Regions from separate parts of the Homo sapiens genome. Here region 2 is linked to region 1. Evidence: read pairs that join two places in POLR2A ChIA-PET (ENCODE). Cell type or tissue: OCI-LY7. All regions are shown on one strand.

The links. Peaks named below come from ENCODE experiments on the same cell type or tissue, not always from the same donor. Only the 100,000 strongest peaks of a DNase experiment are listed, where the experiment ranks them.
Region 2: POLR2A ChIA-PET joins it to region 1 with 5 read pairs; 12 of 35 experiments call an interaction of 5 or more read pairs at or near these places.

The regions. Positions count from the first base shown.
Region 1 is chr15:31,456,628-31,459,127 of GRCh38, reverse strand. No RefSeq gene overlaps it. Among named protein-coding and RNA genes, the nearest start is that of KLF13, 130 kb to the right of the region's middle. In OCI-LY7, a CTCF peak has its summit at 1,152; DNase peaks (open chromatin) are centred at 1,077 and 1,747; H3K4me3 peaks cover 2,324 bases; H3K27ac peaks cover 2,500 bases.
Region 2 is chr15:31,331,734-31,334,233 of GRCh38, reverse strand. All of the region lies in intron 1 of KLF13 (KLF transcription factor 13), which reads right to left. Among named protein-coding and RNA genes, the nearest start is that of KLF13, 6.1 kb to the right of the region's middle. In OCI-LY7, no CTCF peak of the experiment used is centred here; no DNase peak of the experiment used is centred here; H3K4me3 peaks cover 1,005 bases; H3K27ac peaks cover 1,183 bases.

The DNA of each region.
Region 1 (2,500 bases):
AGGCTAATGATTCCGAAGCTTCCACACAGGTACACTGGGCTTGAACAAACAAGTGAAGGCATGCTGGGTGGTTAGAGCCAGTGTCTCAGTGTGGCGAGTGTGGAAGGGGGGTTATGGATCAACAGTGGGGGCGGGAATGAGTCCTGTAGGGCTGGCCTTGAGTCTGAGATATCAGTGTGAATCCAGGCTTAGTTCAGTGGACAAAGAGGGACAGAGAGAAATCACTAAAGGCACAGGATATGATATGGTTTGGATGTGATCCCAATGTGATCCCCAATGTTGGCAGATCTCCCATGAATGGCTTGGTGACTCCTCACAGTAATAAGTGACTTCGTGCTGTCAGTCCACACGAGAGGTGGTTGTTGAAAAGAGCCTGACACCCCTCCCCTCTCTCTTGCTCCCTCTGTGGCATGTGACGCACCAGCTCCCACTTTTCCTTCCACCATGACTGAAAGCTTCTTGACATCCTCACCAGAAACAGATGCTGGCTCCATGCTTCTTGCACAGCCTGCAGAACCATGAGCCAAATGAACTTTTTTCTTTATAAATTATCCAGCCTCAGGTATTCTTTTATGGCAATGCAAATAGACTAACATGATATACAAATGGGTGAGTACACATACATATGTGTCCTAGCTCTGTCCACTAAGAGAGGCTAGAGCAACAACTCTCCAGTGGCCAGGAGAACACCCAGCGCCCAGGTCTTGGGCTCTATACCATTTTCCAATCAAAGGAAACAGGATCCCTGGAGAAAGGAGAAATCCAGGAAAGAAAGGCAGAGGCTGCAGCATATCTCTGCTTCCCTTCAGCCTGAGTTGGGGGAGACCCCCAGGGTTGCCCCAGGTCTAGCTGGAGCTCATTTTGTCATATGCTTCAACTCAGGTCCATCCCTTCAAAGTCAGTGACACCACTCATCTGTGCTGCCATCAGAGGGACTTTGACAAAATGGGACTAGACCTGCCCTGAGGCCCCTAACCTAGAAAATCTCCGCACTCCCTTCACCCCAGCCTGCAGGGTCCTAAAGCCGGCTAGGCCTGCTCTGCATGGTTCACCAGGCCACCTCGTGGGACGCAGCTTTGCATGAAGAGGCCATTGGTTTTCTTCCTCCGCAGTTGCACCTGGAATCTCTGCCCACAAAAGCTAAGGGGGAGAAAATGGCCAGTCCAGGTGTCGCACAGCTGCAGGCAGAGATCCTGGCGGACCCCTTCTGTAACCAGAAGGCACCCTGTGGGGGGCTCCCTTTTGTCTTGGGGCACCTCCACCTCTACTTACAGCTGCCTGTGCCCCTGCGGCAGGCAGGGCAGGTTGGGAAAAATAGGTCCCAGCTGAGTCACACTCTTAGCTCCAGCCCAGACGGCTTCTTGGGCCAAGGCTGCTTCGGGCTGTGCTGTGCAGTACAAGAGTCTGGGTTTGTCTGGAATCCACAGTAAATAAAAAGGACATTCCCAAATGGCTCATGAAAATAACTTGCAAACACCAGGGAGAAAATAGATCATCTTAAGGAAAAAACAAAACTCCTAATCCACACTTCCTTCCCAGGCTCACTTTTTCCCAAAGAGATGTTTTTATAAAGTCATGAATGGGTTTTAAACACATATAGTAGAAGGACGGTGAAAGCAGGCTTAAAAGGGATGAAATGCTGATTTAGTTAAAAGAGAGTGATGCAGAGAACTGGGGTTTGGACACCCATTCCCGAGGAGCCACAGCCTGCAATGTGCCACGTGTCCCTCCAGACACCCAAGGCCATATGCGCATGCGTGAGGATATTTGTGTGAGTGCTTTGTACATGTGGGAGCATGCTGTGCACATGTCCAAATATCTTGATCACAGAATCCTGCTTTCTGGAAAGACACATGCCATTGTGTGAATGGATGATACTTAAGTCATCCTGTTTGGTGGGCATTGGGTGTTTCCTGACTTTTGTCACAAACACTGCTTCAGTGAACACATTTGTCATTGTCTTTACTCAATCATGAGCACATTTGCAGAATAAAATCCTACAGAAGAAATCACTGAGTCACATGTGTGCAAACACAGTTTGTTTGAGTGATGTTGCTGGAGCCGTGGGGAGTCGAGGTGGGCAGAGCCCAGCGAGGGGTCCACACCAAAACTGGCCAGACACCAGCCACAGGGCCTCTGACCTCGGCCACACTCCCCAGGGGGCACCAGAGGAGCAGCGCCAGCATGCCCCGAAGACAGGACGAATGCCCACAGTCAGCACCACCATAGGGAGGAGGAGCAGAGGAGGGCTGAGGAGACTCAGGCATCTGAATAAGACTGAGATTCCCATTAGGCTTTGCCCATCCAGGACCAGCTGAGAGGACCAGAAGCAGTGCTGAGTCCAATTGCCCTGTAGACCCTCCAGCCTGAGGAGCAAGGTGCAGTGGATGGGGACAACTGTTCCAGAAGTATGAGTGGGAAGCAGCTGCATTCATCTGCATGTAGGAGAAGCAGCCACATTCCCCTGTACCTGGAGTCTCAGCTGGAGGTCCACAGTATC
Region 2 (2,500 bases), 120 kb after region 1:
TTGAGCTGGCTATTAATACCATCTGGAGCCATTTTCATTCAAAAGAAAATCAGGGTGTCTTGTCTGTTTGGGGAAAGGAGCACCTAGGCCTCCTCCAGGTGGTCCTTTGACTTCAAAAGCCTTCCAAAGCTGAACCCAACCCCCAACATCTCTCCAGTCAAGGAAGCTGGAAGATGGAGTAGAAACCAACCAGGTGGACAGAAGGGGCTGAGCCTGGCCGCCCACCTTAACCATGTGATCCTGCAGTAGGACAGGCTAATATCCCATGCCCTCCCCCCCCCATGAGGCGATGGAAGTGCCCAGTATCACCTGTGCCATATTTTGGACCAAAATTTGTTTAAACCAGACCTGATCACGGGAAACAATCAGACCAATCCACATTGTGAGTTGTTCTACAAGACAACTGGCTTTGGGCCTTCAAATGCCAGCGTAACATAATAAAGGACCAAAAGATGGGAAACTATCCTAAACTAAGGGAAACTAGAGAGGACAACCAAATGCAATGTGTGATTAACTGGATCCTGAATCCTATACTGGACATTTTAGGAATCACTAGGGGAACTGAATATGGACTGCGTATCAGATAATATATAATATTTAAAGAGAGAGGCGAGATGGAAAAGGGAGAAAAATATAGACAAAAAATTAATTTTTCTTTCTTTAGAAAGAAAAAGAGAAGGAGGAAAGGAGAAAAATGTGGCAAAATATTACCCAATGACCCTATGGGAAGAGTATAGGAGTGTTCACTATACTACTCCCTCAACCTTTAAGAAGCAGCAAAAATCTGTGCGGGAAGCCGTGTGCTGGGGACATCCAGATTTCTACTACCACAGGGCCCTGCTCACCTGCAGTGACCTGAAACACTGGTCCAGACAGGAGTGGCAGTAGGACACAGCAGGTACACCCACCTCGGGGGCGGCTGCCCAGGCTCAAGCCCCAGCTCCAATCCCTGTTCCACCCTCACTTACTGTGTGACCTTGGGCATGATTCCTAAAGCACTGGAGCCTTAGCTTCCTTATTTGAAATTTAGTATTAATAATAGAGCCTACTTCATAGGGTCCTTGTGAAGATTAGATAGCTTGATGTAAACTAACACAAACAGAATGATGCCTGGCCCCTAGAGCAAACAGTCTGGAAGTCTTAGGATTGTGAAAGTTGAGTGTACTATTCTAGAAGTTTTTATTTTTAAAACTATTTTAATTGCTTCCTGAAAGCACAAACTGAACACACTTCACAGTGCCATGGTATCTCAAGATCCCTGCTAGAGTGTTCATTATTCCAGGGTCTCTCATGCAGACCTCAGGGATTGCTGCGGAGAAACATGTGCCTCTCCACAAATGGCCCCATGCTTGTTCCAGTGCTGGTTGACTGTAGGGCTTCTTCATGACCCATTTAAACACACACACTTACACATGCATATGTTAACAACCTGCTGGTTTGTTTCTTCCCCTGCCTTTAGCTGCCATCCATGTCTTTTGCCCTTCCCCAGTAACCAATCAGATTAAAGCTATGTGTAAAGTGGGAGCACACAGGATCTAAGGGCAGGAGGCTGTCAGAAGCTTGAGAATTGGGCTTCAGGGCACCTACTCAGAAGGATCAGGCCCCCATCTCTGCTGTGTTCCAGACATGTGAAGCCCCAGACACAGGCTACTGGTTTAATGAACTGCGTCCTATCAGTTTGCTCAGGCAGCACAGCTTCCAGCCTTCTTTCAGCGAGGGGGAAGGGGGGAGTGGAGATGGCGCCACACCAGCCCCCATCCTACTGCTCCAGGGCTGAGCGCCCACCACACACTTTCCAATCTCTGTAAAACCAGAACTGAAGATGGCCAAGAGAGCCAGCCACCAGGCGTGCGGGAGTGACAGTGGTTTTGCTGGTACTGTTTTAAACGTTCTCAATGTTCTCACACATGCAAAAGGAGAATTGGGAGAAGGAAACATTTTCAAGAAGGTGGAGTCGTGACACAATAGGTCTCTCCCTCAGAGCGGGGACTAACAAGTGTGGTCTCTTTCCTTGAAAAACATAACACAGTAACTCCACAACACATTTAACCAACACTTATCAACCCTGTCAATACCACCACTAGGTCTCAATCCTACAGAAATGCCAGCTCCTCTGCACCAAGACACACACACACCAGAGTCCACTACTACACAACTTGTAATAGCAGAAAAAACAAAAAAAAGGCAATGTAGCTGTCCTTTCCATAAGTGAAGGGTAAATAAGTTACAATGCAGCCATATAACCACATCTTGGAATACCATGCGGCTGTGAAAAAGAATGAAGATGCCTCATTTAAGCAAACACATGGAACAAAATGCCAGCAGTGAGATACTTGCTAGGATCCTATTTAAGTATGTTTCAAAATGTCTACGTGGACACACACATATGCATATGTGCAAATCCATCTAGAAGGTCTGTAAAGAAAAACACCAACGCGGGGTAACAGTGGTTTGGTGGTGGTGCAGGCTGGCACCTCCCATGCTGCATACATTTCTGCAT